2 separate regions of the Homo sapiens genome follow, and region 2 is linked to region 1. Evidence: chromatin contacts called from ENCODE Hi-C or POLR2A ChIA-PET data. All regions are on one chromosome and are shown on one strand. The core of a region is the stretch at or near the end of the contact, and the rest is flanking DNA. Distances in the headings are between cores, read along the strand shown.

Evidence for each region. A loop is a pair of places that touch in the nucleus more often than their neighbours do. ChIA-PET counts read pairs that join two places held with the same protein, here RNA polymerase II (POLR2A). Pooled maps may share reads with other maps.
Region 2: a loop to region 1 is called in a map of ascending aorta, with 2.3 times the contacts of the local background. The contact joins the enhancer-like site here to the promoter of PRRX2-AS1 in region 1. A Hi-C loop is called at or near these places in 1 of 168 maps with a recorded cell type or tissue (ascending aorta) and 1 of 50 pooled maps. POLR2A ChIA-PET finds 5 or more read pairs at or near these places in 1 of 52 experiments (activated T-cell).

What each region holds. Positions count from the first base shown.
Region 1 is chr9:129,713,812-129,721,424 of GRCh38, forward strand. PRRX2-AS1 (PRRX2 antisense RNA 1) reads right to left here and starts at 4,895. Exons shown (of 2, transcript NR_132102.1): 1 at 4,762-4,895. It overlaps PRRX2 (paired related homeobox 2), which reads left to right. Exons shown (of 4, transcript NM_016307.4): 2 at 5,420-5,607; 3 at 6,785-6,963.
Region 2 is chr9:130,019,493-130,027,105 of GRCh38, forward strand. All of the region lies in intron 1 of FNBP1 (formin binding protein 1), which reads right to left. Among named protein-coding and RNA genes, the nearest start is that of FNBP1, 20 kb to the right of the region's middle. RefSeq lists an enhancer at 3,074-3,193 and a silencer at 4,529-4,679. Within about 2 kb of position 3,664, at least 16 of the 41 ENCODE cell types and tissues checked have a DNase peak (open chromatin) inside an H3K27ac peak, as active enhancers do; they include ascending aorta, where a contact is called at or near this core.

The sequences.
Region 1 (7,613 bases), core at 3,645-6,144:
TATTTATTTTTAGTAGAGATGGGGTTTCACCATGTTGGCCAGGCTAGTCTTGATCTCCTGACCTCAGGTGTTCCGCCTGCCTCGACCTCCCAAAGTGCTGGGATTATAGGCATGAGCCACTGCACCTGGCCAACAGACATCGATTTCAATCCCAGATGTACGACGTTGGGCAAGACACTCTCACAGCTTCAGTTTCCGTGTGTGTAAAATGATTCCATTGGTAGCTCACGCCTGTAATCCCAGCATTTTGGGAGGCCAAGGCAGGTGGATCACCTGAGGTCAGGAGTTCGAGACCAGCCTGGCCAACATGGTGAAACCTCATCTCTACTAAAAATACAAAAAAAATTAGCCAGGCATGTGGCGGACGCCTGTAATCCCAGCTACTCGAGAGGCTGAGGTAGGAGAATCGCTTGAACCCAGGAGCCGGAGGTTGCAGTGAGCCGAGATCGTGCCACTGTACTCCAGCCTATAATCCCAGCTGCTCTGGAGGCTGAGGTAGCAGAATCGCTTGAACCCAGGAGGCAGAGGTTGCAGTGAGCCGAGATCGCACCACTGCACTCCAGCCTGGGGGACAGAGCGATACTCTGTCTCAAAAAAAAAAAAAAAAAGTAATAAAATAAAATAAAATGGCACAGTGCCTCCTAGGGTGGATGCAGGGGACGGTGGGTGGCCACACGTGGAGCACTTGGCACCACTCCTGTCCCAACCGGCTCTGGCTGAGCGCATCCCATCACAGCTGCCTTGGCACGACCCTGGGCAGAGCTGACTTGGGAAGCAGTGAGGACGCCAGCCAGTGTTGGGGGCGGTCTGGGGCTGGCTGGGGTGGGGGTAAATGCCTCTGCATGAGGATTTTGGCTCCATGTCGCCACACAGCTTAACTGGCATGAAAGTGGAGCTGTTTCTTCGGGCGCTTACTCGGCAAGGCGAAGGCTGCAAAATGGTTTTCATTTAAACACCCCCAGGTTTGAATTGCTCAGAAACTTCCCGAAAATGTCTCCTTTTTTGGCTGAAATGCCTCCTGTGTTGGGTGTGTGCCCAAGAGGAACTGCCTGAAGGGGGGTGGAAATGACCCCTGCAATGACTGGCTTTCCAGAAACTTCCATCCCTGCTTTCAGGCTATTGATCACCACCCAGTTTTCAGCGCAAGGGCTCTTGTTTCGGTTTAAAGTTTCTTCCTCATCGAGGTGGTGGGGGTGGAAAGACATTCACAGGCAGCAGACATTCTCATCCATCCTCGCCTTTGCTTGAGGAGTGAAGAGTGAAGCGGTCCCGGCAATGAGACCAGCTCCACAGGGCCACCACGTGCTCCCTCCCCACTGCCCCCACAGCCCCCGCCTGGTCCCGTATGTTTGCAAGTATTTCCCAAAGGGGGAAACTTCTGAACATAACCTCCTAGTCATCCCTCTAAACCAGGGTTTCTCAACCTCAGTGCCATTGACATTTTGGACAAGATAATTCATTGACGTGGGGGCCTGTCCTGTGTCTTGAAAGATATTTAGCAAGGCCAAGCATGGTGGCTCGTGCCTGTAATCCCAGTACTTTGGGAGGCTGAGGCAGGAGAATTGAGGTCAGGAGTTTAAGACCAGTCTTGGCAACATAGTAAGACCTCATCTCTACATTAAAATAAAAATCAGCTGGGCATGGTGGCAGGCACCTGTAGTCCCAGCTACTTGGGAGGCTGAGGTGGGGGAATTGCTTGAGCCCAGGAGGTCGAGGCTGCAGTGTGTTACGATTGCGCCACTGCACTCCAGCTTGGGCAACAGAGTGAGACCCTGTCTCAAAAAATAAAAAAGATATTTAGCAGCACTCCTGGCCTCTTTACCATTAGATCCTAGTAGCACCCCTTCCCCAGTCCTAACGATCAAAAATGTCTCACAGGGGCAAAATTGCCCTCGGTTGAGAAGCAGTGGTCCAAACCCAGCTTCAGGGACATCTTTCTCACACACACACACACACACACACACACACACACACACACACACTCATTTACAGTCTCATGGAGCAATTTAACCTTACATCAAATCAGTTGGTTGCTCAAGAGTCAGTAAACCCTCCTAACCTGGGAACTGATTAAAAGCAGATATTCAGCAGTACCCATCACTGGGCCTGGCATGTTCTAGAAGCTCAGTAACAGTTCACTGAACAAATGCCCAGTACTGTGCAAAGAACATCGGGTGTAAAATGGGAACATGTAACTGGGGAAACAAAAATACAAGGTATGGACTAAAATCCAAAGCTCTTCTGTTGGCCAAACTGTAGGCAAAACACGTCGCCCCAAACCCGGCCGGTGGGAATGCAAAATAAGACCAGTTATACGAGGGAATTTGGCCACATCTAGCATTCACTCATTGGCCCAGAAATTCCACTTCTAGGAATCTGTCCTAAATATACACTGGCAAAAATAGAAAATCATATTTGCATGAGGTTATGCATTGTGGCATTCTTCTAGTTCCAAGAGATTGGAAACCCTCCAAATGCCCATCAATAGGGCTCTGGTTGAATAAACACAGCAGAGTCACATGGTAGACTGCTATGCAGCTGTGAAAAGGAACATGAAGGGCTCCGGTGTGCTGAATGGGGGAATCCCTGGGAAATATCGTTAGGTGGGGCAAAAAGTGAACAGTACATACTATGCTTTCTTTCTTTTTTTTTTTTTTTTTGAGACAAGAGTCTCACTCTGTCGCCCAGGCTGGAGTGCAGTGGTACGGTACCGGCTCATAGCAACCTCCACCCCACAGGTTCAAGTGATTCTCCTGCCTCAGCCTCCAGAGTAGCTGGGATTACAGGCATGCACCACCACACTTGGCTAATTTTTGTATTTTTAGTAGAGACTGGGTTTTGCCATGTTGCCCAGGCTGGTCTTGAACTCCTGACCTCAGGTGATCCACCTGCCTCGGCCTCCCAAAGTGCTGGGATTACAGGCATGAGCCACCGTGCCTGGCCGCTATGCTTTCTTTTGATAGAAGAAAGGGAGAAAATATTACACATATTTTGTTATATTTGCAAAAAGCAATGCTGGAGGGATAAAGGAAGAACTAACTCTTAAAATGGTTCCTGAAGGTAGGGGAGAGGGAACAAGAGGGAAAATACATTTTGGAAAAACAATCGCAATAAAGATGGTTAGGTTTGTTTCACTAAGATGGAAAGGTATCCAGAATATTATTAAATAAAAAGAGGTAAGTTGAAGCCCCAGTGTGTGCTTGTCAATTTTTAATTTTATTTTTAAATTTTATTTATTTATTTATTTATTTTTGAGACAGAGTATTGCTCTGTCACCCAGGCTGGAGTGCAGTGGCATAATCTTGGCTCACTGCAACCTCAGCCTCCTGGGTTTAAGCGATTCTTGTGCCTCAGCCTCTGGAGTAACTGGGATTCCAGACACTTGTGACCATGCCTGGCTAATTTCTTTTGTCTTTGTCTTTGTTTTGTTTTGTTTTTAGTAGAGATGGGGTTTCACCATATTGCCCAGGCTGGTGTCAAAATCCTGGCCTCAAGTAATCCACCTGCCTCAGCGTCCCGAAGTGATGGGATTACAGGTGTGAGCCACCGCGCCTGGCCATTTTTTAAACTTGTATTTGTAATCTTAGAAAATGTGGGCAGTGGGGCTGGGCATGGTGGCTCACACCTGTAATCCCAGCACTTTGGGAGGCGAGGCGGGCAGATTGCTCGAGGCCAAGAGTTCGAGACCAGCCTGGCCAACATGGTGAAACTCTGTTTCTACTAAAAATACAAAAATTAGCAAGGCATGTTGGTGGGCGCCTGTAATCCCAGCTACTCGAGAGGCTGAGGCATGAGAATCACTTGAACCCGGGAGGCAGAGGTTGCAGTGAGCCAAGATCATGCCACTGTACTCCAGCCTGGAGGACAGAACAAGACTCCGCCTCAAAAAAAAAAAAAAAAAAAGAAAAAGAAAAAAGAAAGAAAATGTGGGGAGTGGGATAGGGGAGGGGAGAGTATTTTGTTTTACTTTATACCCATCTGTGTTGTTTGAATCTGTTACTGTGACAAGCAGTGTGATTACTTGGTTATTAAAATACACATTTTTAATGAGAAAAAATCAGATACAAAAGAAGTGCTGAACCGGCAGCATTAGTTGATTCTAAGTGCTGGAGGGAAGGGGGTTTGGTTCCATGTGGACTCAGGTGATCAGGGAGGGCCCCCTGGAGGAGTGGACAATAGGCTGAGCCCTAGAGGATGAAGGGTCAGAGGTGCCCTTGGATAAGGTTTAAATGTGGAAATAGTAGCTGGACGCCCCCCCACCCCCTCCCCCAAGGTACAGGCTGGGCCCAGAGGTTGCCACTCCAGGACCTCCCCAGGGTTCTGCTGGGCCCTCCTTACCAGAGCTGCTAGTTCTGTACCACAGGCCAGCACCACCCTCGGTCAGGTCCCCTGCTGGGATCCTCCACCGCCCCTGCTGGGCCTTGGCTGGACACCCTCCCTCACTCTCTAACTGATTGGAGAACTCTTGGGGATCCTTCAAACCCTTTGCAAGCTCCACCTCTCCTGAGGGGCCTCCCCGGCCAGCTCCTCATCCCCACCAGAGCTGAGCATCCTCCCGTGCCCTGGCCCACACCTGCCCTGACCCACCCCACGGCCCCACCAAAGCTTATTCGGGGCCTGCCTCCCCTGCCGATGGATCCCTCTGGTTGGTCTCTCCCCGGCCCCCAGTACAGCCTCTGGCCTAGTAGGCCCTCTGGAAAGGAAGGCTGCTCTCAACAGCTGCCTGATTGGCTAAAAAGGAGAAGATGAGGACTCTCGTACCCGATTGGTGGGTTCAGATCCTTCCACCAACAATGACTCCACTGGGACCTTGAACTTGGGCCCGAGACCATAGCCTCTCTGACTCTTCCTCCTTAGGAATGATGAGGATCACGACATCTGTCTTTAGGGCTCCTGGGAGCTTCCTAGAATCTGTGGGTCCTGAGCCTTGACTCCCACTGCTCTTTATGACATATTAATTATTATTATTATTACATGTCAGCAACAGGTGTCCATGCAGAATGTGCCATGCCCCACAGCCTGGGCCGGGTGCTGGGGACACTCAGGTGTCTCCTGAGCCCTCCTTGAGCAGGTCACTTGTCCCTGGTGGAAGGGACACCTGTCCCCAGGGCTCTTGCCGTGGTCCCATCTCAGTTGGCTCAGACTGGGGTTTCCACAGGGCAGGGGTGTGGCTGCTTTTGTTCTCCGTTATCTCCCCGGAGTCTAGCACTGGGCCTGCCACACAGGTGCTCAGTAAATACGTGTTGAAGAGTGAATGGATGGGTGGATGCCAGAAGGAAGGAATGAGGGAGTGAATTAAAGGGACGCATTCCTGGCGGCGGCACTAAAGCACTCAGAGCAAACTGCAGAGTTGGGGGCTGAACTGTGACTGTAGCCACTGGCCGTCCTGCTGACCATCCCGCCCCCCCAACCTCCGCAGGTGAGTGTCCCAGCCCGGGGCGCGGTAGCGCCGCCAAGCGGAAGAAGAAGCAGCGGCGGAACCGCACCACGTTCAACAGCAGCCAACTGCAGGCGCTGGAGCGCGTGTTCGAGCGCACGCACTACCCCGACGCCTTTGTGCGCGAGGAGCTTGCCCGGCGCGTCAACCTCAGCGAGGCGCGCGTTCAGGTGAGCGCTCAGTCCCGGGCCTCCCGTGGGAGCGTGCGCGTGGGAGCGCACAGCCACTGTTCACCCGGGATTACACAGTTGCCCAGGAGGGGTGTTTGAGCAGGAGCATCTGAGGCCAGGAGGACGGGGGTTCAGATCCCAGCCCTGCCACTTACTGGCTGTGTGCCCTTGAGCAAGTGACTTAAGCTGTCTGTGCTGCAGGCACCTGCCTACCTGGAAAATGAGGATCACGTAGGTCTTTGCTATAGGGGTCCTTCGAGGATTAGAGTTAAAATTTTCATAAAGCGGCCAGGCACAGTGGCTTATGCCTATAATCCCAGCACTTTGAGAGGCCGAGGTGGGTGGATCACTTGAGGCTAGGAATTTGAGACCAGCCTGGCCAACATAATGAAACCCCATCTTTACTAAAAGTACAAAAATTATCCGGGCGTGCTGGCGCGCGCCTGTAATCCCAGCTGCTTGGGTGGCTGAGGCAGGAGAATCGCTTGAACTCGGGAGGTAGAGGTTGCAGTAAGCTGAGATTGCGCCACTGCACTCCAGCCTGGGTGACAGAGTGAGACCCTGTCTCAATAAATAAACAAACAAACAAACAAATAAAAATAAATTTTCGTAAAGCGCTTAGAACAATGCCTGGCACCAAGGGTTCTGATAAAGAAGTCCTTTTCCAGTTTCAAGTTCTTAACTCTGTGCCAGCACTGAGCCGAGTGCTCAGCAAGCGCCTCTCCCCGCGAGTCCTCAGCAAGCGCCTCTCCCCGCGAGTCCTCAGCAAGCGCCTCTCCCCGCGAGTGCTCAGCAAGCCCCTCTCCCCGCGAGTGCTCAGCAAGAGCCTCTCCCCCCGAGTGCTCAGCAAGCGCCTCTCCCCCCGAGTGCTCAGCAAGCGCCTTTCCCCGCGAGTGCTCAGCAAGCACCTCGCTCCCAGTGGCCGAGTGCCTCTCCATTCGTTCTCATTCTCCAACACATTCTCCATTCATTCTCCATTCATTGGTGTTCTCAATCTCCAACACATACCCAGCAGCAGGCGTCATTTGTCATCCCCATTCTACAGATGAAAAAACTGAGGGTCAGAGAGGTGACGCTGCCAGCCCTGGGCTGGTGACAGAGCAGGCACACACCCAGGTCCAGAAGGACTTGGGTCCCCCCTGCCCATGCTGCACCCTGCTCACCCTCCCACCCACAGGTCTGGTTTCAGAACCGCCGCGCCAAGTTCCGCAGGAATGAAAGGGCCATGCTGGCCAGCCGCTCTGCCTCGCTGCTCAAGTCCTACAGCCAGGAGGCCGCCATCGAGCAGCCCGTGGCTCCCCGGCCCACCGCCCTGAGTCCAGATTATCTCTCCTGGACAGCCTCGTCCCCCTACAGGTGAGAGCGGGAACACCTTTGGGCCAGGAAGGGGCAGCTCGAGGAATCCCAGAGGGCTTTTCCGGCCTGGACTCCTCTGAGGGTCTGGAGAGAGCTTGAATGGTGTCCACGCGCCCCTGGGATCTGGGGTACACCAAGTGATGTGTGGCGAGTGTGCCTGTGAGTGGGTGTTCACGAGCACCTGCACGTGCATGTTGTAAGAGTTGGCATGTGTGTGTGTGTCAACGTACATGTGGGCACACATGACTGTGAGTGTGCATGCACATGCCTGCGTATGCAAAGGAGCGTGCAAGCATGCGTGTCCACAGGGGTGTGAGTGTGTGCGTGAACACCTGGAGCCGGGAGAAAACAGGCCTATCTGGAGGGGGAGCAAAGTACAGGCATCACCCTGAGGGAGTAGAAAACCTGCAGGAAGATTCCTAGGCTGTCACGGGGGCCCCAGCGCCCTGTGTCCACCCTCCAGACGAGAAACTGACGCTGGGAGGGCTGAGGAAATGGTCTCCCTGGCCTGCGGGCATGGCTGGGGCCCAGAGCCAAGTTCTGGGGCAGTTTTGTCTGGATCAAAGCTGGAAAGACTCTGACATGGTCGGCAGGAGGTGCTCGAGAGTCGGGCCACCATACCCCACAGCTCCAGAGGCGCCGTCTGCTCC
Region 2 (7,613 bases), core at 2,414-4,913, 300 kb after region 1:
TATCAATTTTGTAACTTGCTGAAGTTTACAAAAATCAATGAGTGAACTTCCAAAAGCAGATCATCATGACTGCTCCATCTGGAACCAAAATCTGCCATATAAATTCAAATTTGGCAATAGTTAACTGGAAAGAAATAAATGATAACCACTCTTGCTTGTTTTGTTGTTTGTTTTGATCTTTGGAGTAATGGCTAGCCAGAGAGAAACCTCATTTTTTTCAAGTGGTCAAATGCATAATGCTTATTTTATTTACTTATTTATTATTTTTTATTTTCATTTTTTTGAAACGGAGTCTCGCTTCATCACCCAGGTTGGAGTGCCTCCCAAAGTGCTGGGATTACAGGCGTGAGCCACCGCGCCCGGCCCACAATGCTTATTTTATCTATGCAAACACTGGGCTATTTTCACAGGACCTCATTAGATTAAAAACAAAACAAAACAAAAAAGGCTACAGAACTTGAGAGTGGCTGCCATGGTCCCTTTTAAAGCTGTTCTAGCTGCTGATTTGCCTTTTAGGCAACAGAATGATGTTTAATCACATTTCTCAATGTGAATACTAAGAAGGAAATTCCTGTTGGCTGTCAAAACGCTACCATGATACAAATAGCATCAAAAGCAGTGACTCTGCCTAGGAAACAATGTGAATGATGTTCATTTTCATACCAACGACATAGATCTCATTTCATCAGAGGACTCCAGAATGGTCTTTTGACTTTTCTTTTTCGTTTCTTTTGAGATGGAGTCTAGCTTTGTAGCCCAGGCTGGAGTGCTGTAGCGCGACCTTGGCTCACTGCTTACCTCTGCCTCCAGGTTTCAAGTGATTCTTGTTGCCTCAGCCTCCCAAGTAGCTGGGATTACAGGCGCCCGCCACCACGCCCGGCTAATTTTTGTATTTTTAGTAGAGACAGGGTTTCACCATGTTGGTCAGGCTGGTCTCGAACTCCTGGTCTCAAGTGATCCACCCGCCTTGGCCTCCTAAAGTGCTGGGATTACAGGAGTGAGCCAGCGTGCCCAGCTTATTAGGCAATTTTTTTTCTTTTTGTTTTACTAAGTGCTGCCTATTTGAGAAAAGCAATACCATAACTTTAAAGCCACTGTTTCTGTAACACTTAAACTACTTCGCATCAACATAAAACCAAAAGGTACTAAGAATTTAGCAACAACAAAAGTTACCAATAGAAATAGAAAATTAATATGCTACGCCAACTCAGCGGAGACACAGTCCAATTCAAACCTTAAGTTTCTTGCACTGTGCTCTGAATGCCTTAACAGATTCAAGGGAGGTTAACATTCGAGAACTTTGAAAAGCTGCCATTTTTCTCATGTGGCAGGCAGCTTTCAGGCCTTCGTTCCCATTGCAGGAACAACGGGGAATGTAAAATGAGATGGCCCCGTTAGGTTGTGGTACTTAGACTTAGTGCCAACATCCTCTATCACTGAAACGAACTGAAATCCCTATGAAATACTCAGATCCCTGCCTCTGATTTTTAAAAAAACAAAACATCACTGCTGCTTGCTTGGTTGGTGAAAAACAGAAGAGAATAAAACATTTCTCCAAAACGTCAAATTGCTGGTTATTTTTTTCCAAGTACTTCTGATATAGGATAACAAAAAAAGTGGTCATTCAGAACAGGTGAGTTGTAGGCAATGACACATTAGTAGAGCAGTATCTAGAAATCTCATGCCTATTAAACTTAAGGACAGTTGTCAAGCCATTTCTTATCTATTTTTTGTGGCACCTAAATCAGTGCCTGGCACAATACATGTTTGTGGAAATGAATCACAACACAGGGAAACTGAATGATGTTTATAGTCCATCTAACTATAGTGGTTTAAAAAAAGAACCAAATAGTTATTTTCAGCCACATGCTGTAATTACTGTAAAGTATTTTTAAAAGTTCGCCTTGAACACTCACTGCAAATACCATTTTCTGCTACTTCAGCTTACTTCTCCCACGTGCCATGAGAAGTCTACCATTAGCCAACTTGACTAAAAGCCACTAAATACTGGTTTTAGTAGATAGCTTAATGACTGATTTGGTGGAAATTACTTTGCAGAAATAACAATTTCCAATTAATTATTTGAATTTAGTTTAATGTTGTGGGTGTATTTTAAAATAGCACCTAATATACTCTCATTACCTGTTTTGCAACAGGGAGTAAGTACACAGACAATCATTAAGGAGACTTCAAAAAAAAACACAGCAATCTTTCATTACTCAGGAGAAAATTTATAGATCCCGCTGAACCGTTAAAGATCAATTGTTTTATACAGCATTTGCATTGGCTTTTAAATTTCCAAACACCAAGGAGTGTCCATCCCAAATTAGCCCTTTGTCGTCTAAGAGATAGCTAAGATGCCCAGTACTAACCTGTTGTTTTTTCCTGAAACAAGGTCTTGCTCTGTTGCCCAGGCTGGAGTGTAGTGGTGCTATCTTGGCTCACTACAGCCTTGACCTCCTGGGCTCAGGTGATCCTCCCACCTAAGCCTCCCAAGTAGCTGGGACCACAGGTGCAGGCTACCATGCCTGGCTAACTTGTATTTTTGTAGAGACAAGGTCTCACCATGTTGGCCAGGCTGGTCTCAAACTCCTGGGCTCAAGTGATCCACCCGCCTCAGCCTCCCAAAGTGCTAGGATTACAGGCGTGAGCCATTGCACCCAGCCTCTTTCTCTTCTTTTTAATTTGAGGTGAAATTCATCTAACATAAAATTAACTTTTTTTTTTTTTTGAGACGGAGTCTCACTCTATCACCAGGCTGGAGTGTAGTGGCGCGATCTCAGCTCACTGCAATGTCTGCCTCCTGGGTTCAAGCAATTCTCCTGCCTCAGCCTCCTGAGTAGCTGGGATTACAGGCACGCGCCAAGATGCCCGGTTAATTTTTTTGTATTTTTAGTAGAGATAGGGTTTCACCATGTTGGCCAGGCTGGTCTTGAACTCCTGACCTCAGGTGATCCACCCACCTCGGCCTTCCGAAGTGCTGGGATTACAGGGGTAAGCCACCGTGCCCGACCTTAAGAATACAGTTAAGAATACTGTTTGGTATACTAAGCAGGCATATTTTACATAGTTACAAGTAGAAAATGAGTTACAAAGCTTTGGGTTCAAAGTATAGAACATCAACACTTTGTCTTAATATCCTCAATAAAAATTTCACACAAATACCAACACTCGCTCTTTTTTTTTTTGAGACAGGGTTTCACTCTGTGGCCTGGTGTGCAGTATGCTGGTGTGCAGTGGCTCAATCACCGCTCACTGCCGCCTTGATCTCCTCAGGCTCGGGTGATCATCCCACCTCACCCTCCCAAGTACCTAGGACTACAGGTGTGCGTTAGCACGCCCAACTAATTTTTGTTTTTGTTTTGATAGAGACAGGGGTTGGCCGTGTTGCCCAGTGTAATCCCAGCACTTCAGGAGGCTGAGGCAGGAGGACTGCTTGAGGCCAGGAGTTTGAGACTAGCCTGGGCAACAAAGCAAGACCCTGTCAAAAAACAAAAACAAAAAACAGAAGAAGGATTAATAGTTACATTAAGAAGAATGAGGCGGCTAAGGAAAAGAAACCCCCACCAAGATATTATAAGTGGTAAAAGGTACCAAAAAGTGTGACTAGTATGCTAACATTTGTAAGGGAGGGGGGAATTTACTCATAAATGCTTGATAGCTCTCTGGAAGAATTCACAAGAAACCAGTTATGGTGGTTGCCTCCAGGGAAGAAAAAAAAAAATCCCCTAATGACTGGGGCAGTCACACACCAGGTGTGGCCTATTCAAAAATACATAAACAAGTAAGAAATAAATCATGCTTTTAAAATCTGGCTTTTCCCCCAATTCCCCTTCTTTAACAGAGTGTATTCAATCTTGGCTGAACCCTCAGAGCTCACTGGCGTGTGTAACTGACTTTAGAGAGAGCCAGGAGGTCGGGATTGCACACAATAGGGTTAGCTGAAGGTGAAGCACCTAGGGCTAGAGACTTCCCCGGCCAAGGGCAAGGCAGAGCTGGGATAAAGGAGTTCAAAGCCCTGAGGTGGAAGAAGGCTGGTGCATATAAAGAAGGAGAAGGCAGCCTGGCCGGAGGAGACTGTGTTGCAAGAGGGACCAGCAACATAAAAGGATTGTCTAAATTTAGCTTTACTTGGAGTTGGGAAGTCCTTGTTGGGTTTCTGCTCAGATCTGAGCCCCACTCACTCCATGTTAGGTGATCTGGGTTCCTAAGTGTTCTCCCAACAGTACCCTCTCGGTGATGCCTACAGGATCCCATGGAAACGTCATCCTTTTATCGTGAGCATTTGGCATCTTACTCAGTTTCCCTGGACTCAATCTTCCATCCACGTGAGTGTATCCTACATTTCCCTCTAGTCTTTTTTCCTTTCCTTTCTTTACTTTTGCCCCATGTCCCTAGGACTGGCCCACAATTCAGACTGGTTACCAAGTACCTAGTGTATAAAATAGTACCCTTTACTCTCCCTGTGAGCTGCCTTGCCTGATCTCGGCCACATCTGAAGAATCAACATACATATAACCTTTAGGTTGGCTTACATTTGCCGTCATTTAACCCCCAGGTCCCTCACCCCAAGCTTGTGAGCTGGGTGGGGTCCATACTACAAGCAAATATTATCTAAATAAACAGAACTTGGCCAGGCTCAGTGGCTCATGCCTGTAAGTAATCCCAACACTTTGGGAGGCTGAGGCAGGAGGATCACTTGAGGCCAGGAGTTCAAGGCTAGCCTGGGCAACATAGTGAGATCCTATCTCTACCCCCCCCAAAAAAACAGGAAATAATAATAAATAAGAAATTTACAAAATTAAAAAATTAGCTGGGCGTGGTAGTGTGCACCTGAGTCTTAGCTACTGGGGAGGCTGAAGTGGGAGGATGGCTTGAGGCCAGGAGGTTGAGGCTGCAGTGAGCTCTGACAGTGCCTGGGTGACAGAGCAAGACCCTGCCTGTCTCAGACTATTGCACATTGGTGACACGTAATTGAACACTGCTAATGGAGAGTATCTGTTGCCCACTCATGCAACTAACATTTTACATTTTCAATTTTTCTCTAACAATCCAATGCCAATTTCTAGATCTGCTTGAAGTTATCAGAAAGTCTTTATCCCACCCAACTACTTCCAACTTCTCTCTAGGGTTTTCTTCCATCTCTAATGACTGTTCATTCCGCTTTCTCAATTACTGGCATTTCATAATCCAAGGAAAGTGAGAAAGTGAAGGAAGAAGCCATCGTATCATCCTGTTTTTCATTTCCATCAGGTGGTTGAATCTTTTTGGCAAATAAAGCACTTGACTGCCTAAAATTTTTCTGCAATGACATTGTTTATCTACCTTACTCACTTGCTGATCTGCCAAACTGACAAAATAAACAATAAACCTTAGCCAAAAGGTTTCTGTTCAGCAAACTACTCCCTGATGCCAGGCGGCTCACGCTTGTAATCCCAGCACTTTGGGAGGCCGAGGTGGGTGAATCACCTGAGGTCAGGAGTTTGAGACCAGCCTGGCCAACATAGTGAAACCCTGTCTCTACTAAAAATACAAAAATTAGCCGGGCGTGGTGGTGCACACCTGTAATCCCAGCTACTCAGGAGACTGAGGCAGGAGAATTGCTTGAACCCAGAAGGTGGAGGTTGCAGTGAGTGGAGATCGCGCCACTGCACTCCAGCCTGGGTGACAGAACGAGACTCTATCTCAAAAAAAAAAATAGTCCCTGACATTTTTGCCTATGGAGTCACACCCAAGACATTCAATCTATGTACCGAGTGCCTCACAACTTAAGGAATGTGCCTGATGATTCTAGGTGTGTGTCACTTTTTGAATTGTTGAACCCTTTACAAACCTCCTGTTAACATTAGCATTTATTTGAGCTACAGTGTGGGACTCAACATAAAATTTCTAAGTAAAGTTTCTAACTTTAGAAATCGTCTATTGTAATTGGCATTGCCATGTTATCTGCTCATTATGAATCAGTACTCCTAGGATCACTATTTCAGTGTCAGTTGATCCTGGAACTCAGATTACCTTGAAACACTTGAGTTGAAGGGACTCGAGGTCACACAGTCTAGTTTATACCAAATTCATTGATCACGTCCACAATACCCCTAATAAAAAAGTGATCATTCAGTCTCGACATGGAATTCAAGATATCAATGGAAGGCCGGGCGCAGTGGCTCACGCCTATAATCCCAGCACTTTGGGAGGCCTAGGCGGGTGGATCACCTGAGGTCAGGAGTTCCAGACCAGCCTGGCCAACACGGTGAAACCCTGTCTCTACTAAAAATACAAAAATTAGCCGGGCGTGGTGGCACATGCCTGTAATCCCAGCTACTTGGGAGGCTGAGGCAGAAGAACTGCTTGAACCCAGGAGGTGGAGGTTGCAGTGAGCCAAGACCGTGCCACTGCACTCCAGCCTGGGTGACAGAGACAGACTCTATCTCAAAAAAAGAAAAAAAAGATATCAATGAAATATCATGACAACCAGCAACATGTGGAGGTGGATAATGATAGCCAACACTAGTAGAGTTTATTTCGCATATAATCTTATGGAGTAGGCACTATCATTATCTCCATTTTACAGATGAAGGAACTGAGGCTAAATGACTTGTCCAAAATCAATCAGTTAGTTAATGTCAGGATATGAACCAAGCAGTCTAGCTCCAGATCCACACTCTTGAACAATATGACACACTGACTAAATTGTAGAAATCTTTTAAGAATGAGAAAATTGGCCAGGCACGGTGGCTCATACCTGTAATCCCAGAACTTTGGGAGGCTGAGGTGGGTGATCATCTGAGGTCAGGAGTACGAGACCAGCCTGGCCAATGTGGCAAAACCCCGTTTCTACTAAAAATACCAAAATTAGCCAGGCAGGGTGGCATGCGCCTATAGTCCCAGCTACCTGGGAGGCTGAGGCAGGAGAATCGCTTGAACCTGGGAGGCGGAGGTTGCAGTGAGCAGAGATCATACTACTGCACTCCAGCGTGGGCAACACAGCGAGACTCTATCTCAAAAAAACAAACAAAAAAAAGATCTTAAAATAAATATTCTTTCAAGATTTGAGGAGTGAACACAATGAATAAGCAGCAGAGACAGAACTAGATCTGAGATGCCTAACTTTAGTCTGGCTGATTTACTGCCTCCAGAACAGTAATTCTATTTCACAACTAAAGCTATAGAAAGTTGTGGGTCAGGTGCAGTGGCTCACGCTTCTAATCTTAGCACTTTGGGAGGCCAAGGCGGGTGGATCACTTGAGCCCAGGAGTTTGAGACCAACCTGGGTAACATGGCAAAACCCTGTCTCTACCAAAAAACAAAAAACAAAACACAAAAATTAGATGGGCATGGTGCTCACACCTGTTAGTCCTAGCTACTTGTGAGGCTGAGGTGGAAAGATAGCTTGAGCCCAGGAGGTGGAGGTTAGAGTGAGCCAAGACTGCACCACTGCACTCCAGCCTGGGCAACAGAGCCAGACCCTGTCTCAAAAAAAAAAAAAAAAAAGTTTTGTCTTTTGTTTTATATTCCTCAAAACAACACTTCTGAAGTAGATTGGCATGGCTCATATTTCAAGGAAGAGGAAATGAAATTTGGGGGGGAAATGGCAAAACCATATCTTACTAAAG